Regions from separate parts of the Mus musculus genome. Here region 1 is linked to region 2. Evidence: chromatin loops called from intact Hi-C (ENCODE). Cell type or tissue: gastrocnemius. All regions are shown on one strand.

Region 1 (8,000 bases), 110 kb before region 2:
ATATTAGGACTGTTAGGCGTGGCTCATTATACTGCTGTCTCTGTGGCCCAGAAGCTCTGCAGCTGTTTACAGGCCAACTGAAAGGATATTTGAATTATACTCACTGTAAAGTCTATCTACTAAAGTAGCAAAAGAACCAACACTTTGGAATGACCTGTCAGTCAGTGCTGAAACAAAATGAGGTGAGAGGAACTCTAAGAACAGACCTGTCAACCAGAGAATACTTATTTCCCAGCCTCTGTGTGAATTGAAACTCCAGGGGAGCCAGGTGTGGGGCGCAGGTTTGTAGTCGTAGCACTTGGGAGACTAAGGTACTAGAACTACTGCATGTTCAAGGCCATCCTGGTCTATACAGTGATATCTACTCAAAAAGCCAACATAAAATACATTTTAAATATCAAGGAACAAATACTTATTACTGTTGGTCTACTTATTGCATAAATACAGAAATACTGCATGAATATCATTGCTTTATTAATCACTGTTCTGGTGATGTAGAATTCAATCAAAATAGCCATATGCACACTGTCCTCTGCTTTTCTAGAATCGAAAAGAACAATTTGCTATTTCAGTGTTGTCCATTTGGAAGCACTGTTTAGTAGGAAGGATGTGACCCAGATGTTTATGTGACTGTCTCTGCAGCAGAAACCAACTAATAAAATAAACCTACCATTCAAGGAACTCTTTTACATGTTAGTTAAACCTTATGAGTTATACAACAGCAATAATCGATTATCAACAAATGTATCAGTGCAGTTTAATCAATACGTTAGGATAATTTCTGTTTTGTGTAAGTTGTTTTTCTCTATTGGACACACTGTGGTACTGCAATCAGGAAGATATAAAGTTTCTAGCCATGATAGCCCATGTCTGAAATTCCAGTAAGGTCAGAAGTTCAAGGTCATTCTCAATTATATACTAGGTTGGAGGCCACGGGAGACTGCAGGAGACCCTGTTTCAGAGTAAAACAAAGCAAAATAAAACAAAACAACAACAAAAAACGCAAATGGTGTATTTCTATACAGAACCCTTGTTAATCTCACACTCGCACATACACACAAAAAAGAACAAGACAGAGGTGGTGGAGTCCCCTTTAATCCTAGCACTTGGGTGACAGGCAGTTGGAGCTCTGTGAGTTCAAGGCCAGGCTGGCTTTATAATAAGCTCCAGGCCAGTCAGTGTTACATAGTGAGATGCTATCTTAAACAAACATGAAGAAAATGATTTATCAATAGTTTCACAATTTTATATTGTAAAATTTGGAACTTCTAATTTTTGTTCCTGGGAACCTTAACAAATGTAATGGAGAATTTAGACTTGTGCAAACAGATGAGACATCCCACCAATCTCTGTCATGTTTTGTGCTTTCTCACTTCCTAATGTTAACAGGGAACTGTTGGTGCCCCAACATTTCCTCTCTCGAAACTGCTACACATCAAGAGGAAGTTTATTCCACTTCTGGATTTATGTATTTAAGATATTTGAGGTTTTTCTTGCTTGTTTGCTTGGTTTTTGAGCTGGTCTCGTGTCACTGGCTGGCCTCACTGTCGTTGGAGAGTAAAGAGTACAGGGATGCCCCACCATGCCCATTTTATTATTTTACTTAGCTAGGGACACTGTTAGTTTATCTGTCGGTACACTGTGAGGCTGAGTTATTTAGAAAACAACTCTGGTCAAGGGCTTTAATCACATTGTAGCAAAAGCATATGGTGAAAATCAGGCGGTAACAAAAGGGGACGCATCCACTGCCAACTGCCAAGGGGAGAGAAGGGCTTAGAAGCAACAACCACACCTTGAACTGAGGAGTGCTGAGCCTTGACAGGGACCCTGTGACAATCATGTGGCTGAGATTTCAATGGCACAGGACAAAAGTAGAACCATTTTGATTACCCTGTGAAAATATCCAGTTAAAGTCAGCCTGTAGGCTGAGGGGGAGGGGCATGGATTGTTTGCCTATTATGTGCAATACCCTGCCCTCAACGCCGAGTACTTTAAAATAAAAAGCAACAATAAATTAAATCTTTATGATGGTAATAACTAACTTTTGCATATCACAAATATTCAACACAATTAGATGTCCTCCCTGTAAACAACTTAAATGTTACATTTTGTTTCTTTGAAAGCTCTGGGCTCTTTCATGGCCACCATGCCCAGCTTAAAATGTTAGTTTTTCCTCTCTTTCTTTAATTTTTAAAACAATACTGGAGATCAAACCCACGGGCTCTGGGCAGGCTAGCATGGGCTCTACCAACTTGAGCTACATTCTCTGTCCTAAACATTACTTCCAACATTTACTTAATGCTCTTTACATTTTTTCCCAGAGACTACAAATTTTCATGTTAAACCTTTTCAAAAGTATATTTTTAAAGTTACATTTATTTATTATTTATTTTCTGTATGTGCATACTCCTGATCACATAAATGCCATGGTATACATGTGACGGTCAAGAGACAACTTGAAGTCCTTTCATTTTTTTCTACCTTTAAATGGGTGCCGGGGCTTGATCTCGGGTCATCAGGCTTGGTGGCAAGCACGTTTACCCACTGAACCATCATCTTGCCAGGTACTCCAAAGCTATGCTTTTTTTGCTACTAAGAAATGGCTTCCTGGTTTTCAATTTGTAACTTAAATTGCCTCATTATGAAAAGGGAACTCAATATCTACTGCTAAAAGCAAGATGTTTTTAAAAATCCAGAATAACAACATGTTAGGAAGGGAGATGACCAGAAGCCTGTCCCAGGGGGTGTTGCTGAGACTTACTTTAGGTTTTATCTATGAACTTCGTGGAGAGTCTGAGTGGCAGGAACGAAAACATTTGTTACTCCACTGACCTTACCACAGAAGCAAGGCTAAACTCATAACTTCCTGAAAGAACATAAGAACCTAGGGCTCCAAGTCCAAGCTCTGACTCAAATTACTGGTTTCATGTGACGTCCTCATGGGTCCTTCAGCTGATCATATCCTAGTCCCAAATGAAAGCTCATCTCACACACACACACACACACACACACACACACAAGCCAGTCCTCGTGACAGTCTCTCCCACTCTCTGTTTTTTTTTTTTTTTTTTTTTTTTTTTTTAAGAGAGGCTTCACTATACTCTGTGGATGTCAAGGAACTCACTTTGTAAACCAGACTGGCCTCAAACTCACAGATCTCTGCCTGCCTCTGGGGATTAAGGTGTGCACCACCAGAGCTTCTGTTTTACCTTTGCACCTCCAGTTCTGACAAAGTATCTGGGAAAATTCTCAAGAAACACTTTTGGGAGGAAGGAGAAGGAGGGAAAGGCAAGGGAGCAGGGGAGCAGGGGAGCAGGGGAGCAGGAGGGTGGGAGGGCGGGCGGGCGGACAGGCAGGCAGGCAGGCAAGCCAGGTCATAAATTTAAATACAATTTTCAGGCTAGAAATGTAACAACCACCAAATCATAATTCAAGTCTAACTGGGAAAATAAAACAAACATTTAACTTACTTTAACAGCTTATAATATGCGAGCCTGAACAGCTCTTGGATACAGACAGAGAGCAACGCTCCGAAGATGAGCAGATAATTCTGTACTGATTCATCTCTGTTGTTAGTAATGACTCTCACTAGGAACCAAAACATGGACGAAAGCAGGAGAGACACCAACCAGAAGAAAGCACTGGAACGTAGAAGACAAAAGTCACGAGTTAACAGAAGCACAGGAAACAAATATCTTGATCTTTTTTAGGAAAGAACCCCTTCACATGGTATTCCGAATCAGCATTTGCTAATCAATGGTCCATTTTCCTCCTAGTGAAAAAACAGTCCAAGAGGAACGTCAGATGCCCTCAACAAGGACGATTCAGTGACCCTGTCTGTGTACACCAGAACACTATCTGCCAAGGACTGGCAACGAGGAAGTTGGTTACTGCTTTGCCTCATTGGTGTGCCATAGAAACATATAACCAGTGGCTGTTACAATTTTCATATCCTAGAAAATGTGAATTTAATGGCTTAGCTGTCTGTAAAGATAAGTATCTTTTCTGAAGGAAAACAAACACCTACACCTGTATTTATTGTGTGCACCATGGAAAACTCAGAAGTTGAAAACCCATGCTGTGGTCTAGTTGTTTTCCAGGCCCGGTTCTTACAACCTTCCTGTGGACTTTAAGGACACAGCAAGCTTGACGTTCAACAGACTCTATTGATTTTTAATGCCAACAGCGAAGGAGCACTATTTATTACAGGAAAAAAGAACGCAGAGAGGCTGGAGTTCCTGGCTAGCCAGTGAGTTGCCTGGGTGCCAAGTCTCAGAAACTCAGTCTCAGCAGGTGCAAAGGGATCAAGACCGCAGTCACCAGCAGAGTTAGATATTTACCAAGTTCTCAGCAAGACTGGTCAGGTGTTGCAGCGGTTTTCTCAGGCTTTCACCATTGGCTGCACCCCAACCATTACCCAGGGGCCTACAAGAAAAATCTGAGCCCAAATTCCTCACAGGCATTCTGAGTCCAAGAACGGGGGTTGAGGAGGTGGACAACTGATCCCCAGGTGTCTTTAATGGCAGAGAGTGAGAACAGCTCTTCGATGCCGCTGAGCACTGAGTGAAATGAGAAATTCCTACGGAAAGACTAAGGCTCCATACACGAATGTATCCACTTATTCCCATCTTCCACAGAAGCCAAGACCCGCAGGACTCGCCTGCTCAGCCTGAACCCCCTCCCCCCAGTCTTGGACAGTCCCACAAGCTGGGAGCCACTGGGAGATGGGGATCCCGGGGTCGTGGAAACCCAGGAGAGGGAGGGACCCGCGGTGTCCGGGACTCGGCTCAACCTCACCCAGCGATGAGGAAAATGACGCGCAAAGGGTCGGTGGCGATGGTGAAGAGGTAGAGTGCGAACGCGGGCCCGAAGGCGATGAAGGCGCAACCGAAGAACACAGGCAGCGTCATGGTACCCACAGAAGCCAGTCCCGGGGGACCTGAGTGGATCCGAGGTGACTGGGACGATTTCTTAGCGGAATGCGGGGCGGGGCAGGCCTGCCAGGTACTCCGGGCTCGATCAGAGAAGGGGGCGGAGCAAAGCCCGGGAGGCGGGGCCTCGAGGTGCTCCAAGGCTTTTTTGAGCGGAGGGCGGGACGTACGAGAGGCGGTGCCTTAGGGGCGGTTTCTGGCCAATCAGAGCCTGGGGGCGGTGCAGGACACAGCCAGTCAGAGCAGAGGGCGGAGCGGCGCTCTAGATGAAGTGCCTTGAGATGCTCCGCGGCTTGTTTTTGCAGAGGGCGGGGTGGAGTCGAGGAGGCGGGTCCTCGAGCTGCTCCACAGCAAGGCAGGACTGGGCGGGGGCGGAGCTCGAAAAACAGAGCCTGTATCGCACAACGGTCAGTCGCAGAGGGGTGTCCAGGCGGATCTCGGGAGGTAGTTCCAGGAGGTGCTCCAGGCGCTGAGAGCGAATGGCGGTGCAGGATTCGGGAAGCTATTTCTTGAGAGGCTCAGAGTACTGTTAGAACCTGTGCAGCGGCATCGAGAAGCTGTCAGAGAGGCGGTTCCTCGAGGGGCTCCACGTGCTGTCAGAACCGGGGCGGCCTCTAGTGTCTCTGCGTGCGTACAGCGCAGGGGACAGGGCCTCGAGGGGCTTCACAAGCGGTCAGAGCGGAGGTGCAGCCTGGAAGGATTCGGTGTGCGGGCAGGCTGGGCAGCAACGCGGCCTCCTGGGACTCCACGTGCCGTCAGACTGCGGGGCGGGGCCTTGAGGGCTGGGCAGTTCTTCAGAGCACTCGGGGTGCTGAGAATGGAAAGGGGTCCTTCAAGGTTTCTTCTCTAGGTTTCTTGGGGCAATGAAAGTTGCCCGCCGAACTGGGCGGGCGCCTAGACCTCCGAGAGGCAAAGGGCTACACCAAGCCTCAGACTTGCCAGCGCTGCAGGTCCTTATTCCAAAGCGTGGCTCACTGAAGACTTAAAAGCTGTGCCCCAGCCCTCTTGCCTGTGGGTACACATTGTCCCTGGTGCTGGCCAACTGTAAGGTGGTCTAAGGGAGATTACCAGGCCACTTTTGTGCTGAAGGTCAATTGAAGTAAACAGCAGGACAGGGGCACGGTTCCTTTAAAGTAAGTATTTTTTCTGTGTCCGTGGTTGCAGGAATGTGGGGCTCCCATCCTATGTAAAAATCCAACTGGGCTGGTATGACCCAGGTGAATCATCCCCTATGGAAAAGGAATAATGAAATACTGACGAGTTGTTCTGACAAGTTGGTTTCTGTGCCACTAACAGCCCTGATCTCCAAAAACTTAAAAAATTTTAAAGGCATTCTCTAATCATATCTGAATTTAAATTTCAGGACAAACAACCACAGCTATGTTAAGAATGCTACAAGGTTAATATTGACTAATTACATTCATGTTTGTGGAGAATTGAAACGCTGTAGATACAGAGCCAATATCTTGGGCTATCTAGCCTCTTTAACAGCTATTCATTCCCACCTCTGCATCTGCTCTAATGCCCTTGTGACTATCACGTGACAGGTTTTTTCCTTCATATTTACTACTAGCCTCCACAAACCCCAAAGCTAAGAATGTCATCGGATTGCAGCATCTGACACCTGTAGCAGAGATTTCCCTGCTCTGCTCTGCCCCACTTACCTGATATTTCCAATAATGCATCTGAAAGGGGCCTTGATTTATTACTTTCTTTTGTAACTGTAAAAACTTCATGTACTCATTTCCATGTGGGAAAACAGTATTTGGGGCAACCCCAATACTCTGTTCCCCAGGCCAAGATCACTCAAATTTGGCTGCAGAATAAACAATTTTGAAATGAGAGCTGTGTTTTGCTTGACATTCTTATAGTAACATCGCTTTGCTATACATTCAATCACAAGTCAATTTCAGTGATGCATCTGTCTTCCTGTTTAAATGTAAACTTCCAGAGGGAAAAGACTTTGTTATTTCCCAGTGCCTAGAAGAAACTAAAGTAAGGAATAGAATAATCTTGAAGATGAAGCATTGAAGCATCTGAAATCTATTAATTTCATAATTTCTAAGAAGCTTAAGAATAAAGATTATAAAGTTCTCTGGCCATTCATATTTAAGATACATCTTTATTCATGTTAAGTGAGACTACCTCATGAGTTATCTTGAGGACCAAGCCTGACACACCTATACATTCTGAATATCCATTGCTATAGTCTGCATCTGACCTGTCTCCTTCTGGCCAAGTTTGAACACTTGGACCCCAATTGGTGGCACGGTTCAGGAAGGTTGTTGACTCTTCAGGAGGTAGAGCACTGATGGAAGAAGTGGTTCATTAGGGATGGGCTTGAGGTTTTGTAACCCAGTCTGATTTCCTGATCATCATTGGCTTTGTGATTGTAGATGCAATGTGACCAGCTGCCTCTCCTCTTCTTGCTATGCCTTTCCCACCTTCATGAAGTGTAAGCTCCTCAACTGTAAGCCAAAAGAAACCGTTCATCCCTGAAACTGTTTCGTGTCAGGTATCTTGTCAACAGCAATAAGAAACATAACTAATACACCCATCACAAATGGTTCTGGGAAAGCCTCAGTAAAAAGACACTGAGAAAAGACACTTTCTCACTGGTAGAAAAAGCTGGGAACTAGTTTAAGGCATTTTGTTTATCATGTCTGAAAAATAAGAACTATTTCTTACAGAAGCTGTCATCTTTGCCACCTTAAACAGTCACATGTACATTTATTCCACTCTATATTTATTAGTTTGAAACAGGGTCTCATTACATAGCTCTGACTGGCCTGGAACTTACTATACAGACCAAGCTGGCTTTGAACTCATAAAGGACTCTTCCTCCTTAGCACTGGGATAAAATGTCTGTGCCACCATAGTAGGCCTATTTTTTTTTTTTTAAGTTATGTATAGGTGTGTATGTCTGTGTGTGGGAATGTGCACATGAGGGCAGGTGCCCACAGGGGCCAAAGGCATCTGGCCTCATGGGACTGCAGTTACAGACAGTTGTGAGCCACCTCATGTGGGTTCTAGGAACTGAACATTGGTCTTCTGGACGAACAGCAAGCG
Region 2 (8,000 bases):
CAGAAGAAATTCTTTCTCCCTTAAGTTTGATTTTGGGTTATGGTGTTTTATCACAGCAAGAGAAAAGCAAATGGTACACTACGCATGCTCTCAAAAGTTGTATCTGGTCCCCAGGCCCCTTTTGACCTTCTCTGCTTCTTGGCTGCCATGAGGTGAGCCTCCTTCTCTGTCATACTCTGCCACCACCATGGTGGTCTGTCTCAACACCAGCATAAAAGCAATGGAGTCAACTGGCCATGAACTGATACCGCTAAAGCCAGGAGTTGAAATAAGCCTTTCCTCTTCTGAGGACCTTTCTTCTGGATATTTTGCCAGTGGTAAAAATCTGTCTTAGGCTTCATAAGACCTTGTCTCAAAATAAAGTGTCTAATGAGACAGTCCATGTGAAGAACTTAGCATAGTATCTAACACAAAACAATTGCATAGGAAATCTTTCTGCCTGTTTCTCTCCCTCTGCCTCCTCTTCCTCCTCACCCCTCCTCCTCTTGTCATCATTAATTACAGATTATAGGGAAAGGAGTCTCAGTTGCTTTTCAAACCTAGAAACAGGTTTTAAAAACCTGGCCCATAGCTCCTTTAATGCTGTCTTATACCTGGGGCAGGAATCCACTGGGATCAGGACCTCTAGGTTTTCTGCCTCTCACCCCTAATTTCAGATTTTATTATTTGGTTCCTTGAAGTACGATTGAACCAATTCTCACATATTCATGATAGCCCTGTGTTAAAAGGCTTTTTGCAAATGAATCGCTTGGGTTTTGTGCATATTCATTTTGTAGGTTGTAGAACCTGCTCCTGGGAACACTTAGATCTTGTCAACTGAGTTCTTAGCATGCCTGCCATTGTCATTTCAACACTTTCTTCCTTCCATGCTTCACCTCCAGATTTGATTATTCCACATGAGCACAGCCTGTTTTTTTTTTTTTTTTTTGTAGAGATTTTTAAACATAATATTTGTATCGATTATTTGGGAATATCACATAATGTTCCCTGATCACTTTTGCTTCCCAGTTTTCCAGGTCTTCCCTCTACCCCAGTGACCTTCTGCCCATCCCCTCAAACCTAAAGATTAAAAAAAAGAAAAAAGTCCATTTTGTGTTGTCCATATAGTCACTGGAGCATGTTCAAACTCCCTGTGGCCAGCCCCTTCAAGAAAAACGAATCCTTCCCCCTACTGAGCCCCCCACCATTAGCCATCAACTGTGAGGGACTGTACACCATCATCCTTATCACAATTTTTATGACTTCTCTTTAGTGGCTTCCTGTATAGGTTGTTCCTTTTATTAAGGGACAGGAGTTGTCCCAGAAGCCTTCTGTGTCTCCCTTTTTTCAACTGTGCGTCTGCAGTCGTCGATACCACTGCAGTAGAAGTTTCCTTGTCCTTCACAGTCAGCTGGAGCACAGACCACACACATCCACCTGGCCTCCAGTGTCAGCACACGCCACAGACCTCAGCATGGTCTCTGGTGGCAGTGCATGCCATGGATACCCATACAGTCCCCAGGAGCAGCCCAGTCCATGGACATCTGCATGGCTTTCAGTGATAACACGGGCCACAGACATCAACACCCCTCCCCAATCCCCGCTGCAGACCCAGACATGGGTCCCAGCAGCTGCATGGACCACAGACATCATTATGGCCTCAAGTTGTTGACATCTTTCCCCCTGAGATTATGGAGAAAATGTTTTCTATAAGAAACTATGACCAATGGGTATGGTGGCACAAGCCTTTAACCCCAGTACTTGGAGACAGAGCTGATGGATCTCTATGAGTCTGATCTCATCTACATAGCAAGCTTCAAGCCAGCCAAAGCTTCACAGTGAGAGAATGTCTTATAACAAACAAACAAACAAACTATATTCAATTAACATCCCATGTTTCAGGGAGAAGACAGAACAGCAATGGACAGTCTAGAGAGGATTTCAGTGCCACGGGAAGTCGTGACAATGCTTAGGAAGGAGTAGTACCCTGTGGGGTTCCATTGACCTATGCCTCCTTTCCCCAGGCCCCTCTACAGGAGCTACTATCACCTCAAGTATCTCTGCTGCCCTGGCCACAGATGGTTGGGGCAGACACTGTAGAGCCACACTGAGACAATGATTCTCTCTCTGCCACATTTGGAATTGGGACAGAGAACTCTGGTCAGCCACAGTTGGCCTCAGAAGTAGGACAGCATATAAAAGGGAGGTGAGGCCTTATTCAGTGCGTGCACAGGGAAGCGAGAGCAAGTGGGCTGTGGAAAGAAGAAACCAAAGTATCTGGGAGAAGAGATGAGAAACTAGGTTGCCCTGGGAGGGTAAGGGAGGCAGCCAGAGGATAGCCGTCTTCATTCCCAGTGGCCGGCCTCTCAGGATTCTGTTCCCACTCCCATGGGGCTTGGCCCTGGCACATGGCCAGTGCTCAGCTCACTTTCGGCTCAGGGCAAGTGTGAGAAGTCTCGTTTACTTGAAACTCAACAAGCCAGAGCTAAGCCCATAGGCGGGCAAGGAGAGGGGCTAAGCCAGGGATCTGCTGCATCACGCTGGCCTGGCTTGATGCCCACCCTGGGGTTTTTGTCACGATGCCTGACAGTGGCAGGCACACAGGTAATTCCTGATGGTAAGATTAGAGGTAAAAAATTATGGAACGATGCTCTCTCTTCATCTAGTCATTTCCTGGTATATTTTCTTGTGAAGTAGGGAAGTGGGTGGGATTATGATGCTACACTCAGGGTTTTGTCTAGCCTGGGATTTTTCTATAGGGCAATCTGTACCTCCACTGTACCTCCAGATGACACTGATCATGTATCTTTCAGAAACAAACAAACAAACAAACAAACAAACAAACAGACAGACACCAGCCATCAGGAACATCCAAATCCTATCCAGCTTCTCCAACAATTGATCAGGCCGAGTTCAGGGACTCTGACTCTGACATGCAGGTATGGCCCTGCCCCAGATTCAAAGGTAAGTCCTGTGTCTAGCTAAATGCTCTGAGGTACCCTATTACAGTAGTTCAGGGACACAAGCTACTGTGAATTGACTTCTTGTCTTCTGCTTTGATGACAAGAGCGAGTCCCAGTTCCCGGTCACAGAGCTTGCTTCTTGATGGTTAGGCTTTCATCCCTAACCAGGCTTCTTCTATCCTTCAAAACCAGTCCTCTGAGGCTGGAGGGATGGCCTTATCAGTTAAGGAGCGCTTGCTGCTCTTGTAGAGAACCAGATTTGGTTCCCAGCACCCATGTCTGGTAGCTCACAACCATCTGTAACTCCTGCTCCAGGGAACCTCTCTGGCCTTCAATAGTTCGATATCAGCACGATGGGATTATTTACACAACAGAAATGAGAAAAAACTATGGACCAGCACACATAGACCTTGCATGCCACAAACTCATTTGCCAAATGCCATTGCTTGAGATTATACATTATACAAAGCCTGCTCAGCTGCCCTCATTCATAACAACAGGCCTCTACTGGGTACTTGAACAAGACATCATCATAATTTGACATGTTTAGGACCCATGCTTCATGTAGAGACATTTTTGTGTAAGAGGAATTTAAGTAATTTTAATTCAGTTAACTAGTTTCAGATGAATGCAATATTTAGGAGAAGATACTAAGGGTAAATAAACTCATGATCAATTGTCTAATACACTGTATACCTTCTTCAGGAAAACCGATGGTACCCATTGACTGTGTCTGAAGGAAATTACATAGCTATGTGTGGAGTCATTAGCACAAACCAGGCAGATGGGGAAGTCTCCTGAAACAAAGATGACCTACCTCTCTCTTGGCCAGCACATGTAGGACAAGTAGCTCCTTGCGCCACCTACTGGAACTTGAAAGGACAGTCTCTTTTCTTTTGATGAAATGCGTTCTTTATACAGATGGGAAATATTCACGTTACTTAAGGTGGAGCTAATGTAAAGACATTGGATCAACAACATAAGATGTAGAGGCCTAAGTCACTTCTTCCTTCTTCAGTACTGGGACTGAGCCCCAGCTTCATGCACACTAGACAAGCACTGTGTCACAAGGTATAGCTCTAGCCCTGAAAAAGAACAAGAAATTAGTTATGAGATAGGGTCTCTGATCACTCGGGCTGGCCTTGAATTCACTCGGTATCCCATGCAACTTTGAGCTTACAATTCTTATGCCTTGGTCTCTCAAGTGGCTGAGATATAAGCCTGTACCACCAGGAGGTCCAGCTCAAGCTGAGATCTTAATTTTAAATTTATTTTTATTTGTTGTTGTTGTTGTATGTATGTATGTATGTATGTATGTATGTATGTATTTGTGTGTGTGAATGTGTGCACATGCACATGCACATGCTTGTGGAGGTCAGAGGACAACTTTGTGGAGTTGCTCCTCTCCTTCTACCTTCCAGTCCATAAACTCGGGTTGTCAGGTTTCCATCACAAGTACTTTTACGCACTGAACCATCTTACCAGTTCCCCAACTAGTTTTTCAACTATTGACAAGCATTTGGGGTGGTAGCACATGCCTTTATTCCCAGGACTCAGGAGGCAAAAGCAGATGGATCTCTGTGAGTTCCATGCCACCCTGGTCTACAGAGTGAGTTTTAGGACTGCCAGGGCTATGTAGAGACTCTCTCTCTTTCTCTCTCTCTCTCTCTCAAAAGTCAACTAGCACAATGAATTGTAGTTAGCATTTATTAAACGCTTACACTATGCACTGTTTCATCTGATGAGACACTTTATGAAATTATTTTTATTTTAGGGGACTGAGGTGACAGTGGGCAAAATTCGTGTCACTTAAGCATGAGAACCTATGATCCCCAGCACCCACATAAAAAGCCAGGCATGGTGTGTAGGCTTGTAAGCCCAGAACTGGGGAGACAGGAGGATCCCCAGAGCTCTGCAGCCAGGCATCCCAACTGACCCAGTAAAAAGACACTGTCTCAACAAACTAGATGGACAGCTGCTGAGGAACTTACACAGTTTGACCTCTGGCTTGTACACACATGCACATGTATGTGCATATACATTTTACACACATGTACACACATGTGCATATACATTGTACACACAGGCACACATATGTGCACATACTTATGTGCACCCACACATATATGCATACCTGTACACACACACACACACACACACACACACACTTCATTTTATAGTCAAGAAAACAGCTTTCAGTTAAGTCTCCATGCTCCCAAGAGAGGGGTTTACATTATCTGCCCTCTGTATGTTACAGACATTCCATTAATAGTGGAGTTTTTCGTTGTAAATAATGAAAGCACCATTCATTCTACTTAACACTTTGAGCCCTTTAGCTACAGCCTTTTGATCAGCTTTTAGCTAAGGGAAAATCGGAAAGAATTCCATTTATTTCGCTTATGCACACTTCCCAAGAGAAGAAGCCACATTCATTGTGTTGTCATCAATCCCCAAACAAGTACAGCTTATTCTCCCGGTTCTAGAAGTGAATTAACTGAAGACTACCCAGAATTCAGAGGTCTTTGGGTTTTTTTTTTTCTTCATCCAAAAAATTAAGGGAGGAATAATAAATGGCATTCACCAGGAAAGATCCAGAAAAGTTGAAACTAGAAGGATTCTAGCTGAACCACACAGCTAGTCCACAAAGAGCAGCCATCGAGTCAGCTGTGTCAAGTGGCAGGCTTTCGCAGCTCATTTCTAGCATCTGAGGAACGAACAAACCCTGACCTTTGAGTGGCATGTGGAATTTTAAGCGAAAGAATACAGACAAAGTATGCATGGGACAGCAGTGGTTATTAAAAAGTGATTAATGTAGGCAATAAGAGTCCACAAAAGGGAGAGGTTCCAGCCATTCGTTTATGCTGACCTCAGAGCATCTTTCCTATGGGCTGCAGGATCACCAGAAGCTTGGAGAGAGTGCCTTCCTATGACTCAAAGTAAGTAGCTCTGTTTCTTCCCTGGTGGCTTGGGCAGACAGAAGGTTTGCAGGCAGAGATGGCAGGGGAGATGAGGAGAAGGCCAGAGACTTGACCCTGGAAGGCTGGCAGGCTAGATTCTAGGAGATCTCATCTGGCTACTAAAGTTCCATTTGTTTGTTTATTAAGACTGGGTCTCACTTTGTAGCCCAGGCTGGCCTGGAACCCTTTCAGTAATTCTGCCACTGATTCCCAAATGCTGGAATTACAGCCACACCCATCACATCTGGCTGAGTTTATTTATATATAACATTTAAAAGAGGGGTACTGAACTTCTGGCTCTTATAAATAAGGCTGCTATGAACATAGTGGAGCATGTGTCCTTGCTATATGTTGGAAAATCTTTTGAGCCTGTGGAGGCCTGATGCCCCAGCATAGGGGAATGCTAGGGTGGTGAGGTGAGAATGTGGGGGGGGAGGGGGAACTCCCTCATAGAAGCAGGGAGGAGGGGGGATGGGATAGGGAGTTTTCTGAGGGGAAACTGGGAAGGGGGATAACATTTAAAATGTAAATAAATGAAATAACCAATAATAATAATATATAAAGACAATATAAGAAGAACTATAGAAGTACTTGAAAAAAAGAAAAAAGACCACTCACTGTTCTTGAGGTTGGAAAGTCCAACATCAAGTGCCACTTGTTTTGGATGAGGATCTGTTTGTGTCCTGAAAACTCACAGCAGTGCTTCTCACCCCTAGCTGCACATAGAAATCACCTGGAGAGGTGTTTAAAGACAGTCACGGGATCTCTCATTTAATTGTCCGGTGCCGCTGCTTTGATGCTTCTAATGTCCTATTAATGTCCAGCATCCTATGGTACAGGAGGGCAGGACTCGCTGGCATGAGAAGCAGATGCCCCTTGCAGGGGAAGGTGGATGATCTCTTGCTCCCATCAAGAGAAATATTCTTGTCCCTGGAGTAGCAAAAATCTGACATTCCCACTTTTAAGGTAAAAAAGACTCCAGAAAGAGGCAGTGTGTGGCTGGCAGTGTGGCTCAGGGAGCATGTGTTCAGCATGTGCCTGGCCCTAAGTCACACCCTCTGCGCCATACGTAGAACAAAGAATTCTGTAAGTCTAGTTAAGGCTTCTTATTTGGGGATGTTTACACACATCTCTGGAATGTGATGAGATTCAGATTCTGGCTCTGAAGATCCTCGAAACTGCCCTAAGAGTCTCTGTTTCTAAATGGTTAGTAAGTTGATGGGATGCTGCTGGTCTGCAGAGTGCAAAGGCCTGAATGGCTAAGCCCTAACAATGGTTAGCATCCTCCTGTACATTTCAAGCATAGAACAGGGAGAGCCTCAGGCCTGTCACACTCTGGGGTTCCAGGGGCAGGGTTGACATTGTTAACTGACTAGATTAAGACTGGGCAAGGACTGAAGAAATGCACTGTGGGGGTGGGTGGGGAGTGCGCTGGGGGACTGCCCACAGAGGACTGCCATGTGTGATGTTGACTGGGTAGGGTTGCAGGTTCCACCCTTAATTGCACCTTCCAGCAGGCTCCAGCCTGGATAAAAAGAGAAGCGAGATGGAGGCTGTGGCCATATGCCACTTTCCTTCTGAGTGGGTATGGCCATGCTGCCGTCATTGTCTGACAGACTCTAGAATCCTTGGCCTTTTAAGTTAGACTTAGTACATTGGACTCTCCAGGGAACTTCCAGACTTTCCAGATTGTGACTGTTAAGGCAGTGAGCTTCCTGAACCGGGAAGCCACTGGGTTCTCAGTTTCTCTAGCATGACGACAGTCATTGATGGACTATCCAGCCACTCCCTGCTCTCTGTCCCTCTCCCTTCCCCCACCCCCATTTTCCTCCTCTTCCCTTCCTTTTCTCCTCTTCTTCTCCTTCTTTCCCCACCTCTCTCTCAGCTCTATCCTTTTAGAGAACCCTAATGTTTAATAATTTTTTGAGAGGCTTTTCAAGATAGGGTTTCTTTGTGTAGTTCTGGCTATCCTGGAACTTGCTCTGTAGACCAGGCTACAAGATCCGCCTGCCTCTGTCTTCTGAATGCTGGGATTAAAGAAAGGTACCACCACCGTTGAAATTCAGATCCAAGAAAAACAGCTGAGGTGCATTTAACATAC

The links. A loop is a pair of places that touch in the nucleus more often than their neighbours do. Peaks named below come from ENCODE experiments on the same cell type or tissue, not always from the same donor. Only the 100,000 strongest peaks of a DNase experiment are listed, where the experiment ranks them.
Region 1: a loop joins it to region 2, with 2.4 times the contacts of the local background. A loop is called at or near these places in 17 of 42 quality-filtered maps.

Annotation. Positions count from the first base shown.
Region 1 is chr9:66,829,689-66,837,688 of GRCm38, forward strand. Aph1c (aph1 homolog C, gamma secretase subunit) reads right to left here and starts at 5,018. Exons shown (of 6, transcript NM_026674.3): 1 at 4,798-5,018; 2 at 3,471-3,641. The coding sequence starts at 4,910. In gastrocnemius, a CTCF peak has its summit at 4,331; DNase peaks (open chromatin) are centred at 4,448 and 5,143; H3K4me3 peaks cover 1,965 bases; H3K27ac peaks cover 2,851 bases.
Region 2 is chr9:66,935,258-66,943,257 of GRCm38, forward strand. No RefSeq gene overlaps it. Among named protein-coding and RNA genes, the nearest start is that of Rps27l, 6.8 kb to the right of the region's middle. In gastrocnemius, a CTCF peak has its summit at 3,810 (motif pointing left); DNase peaks (open chromatin) are centred at 2,447 and 3,791; H3K27ac peaks cover 1,798 bases.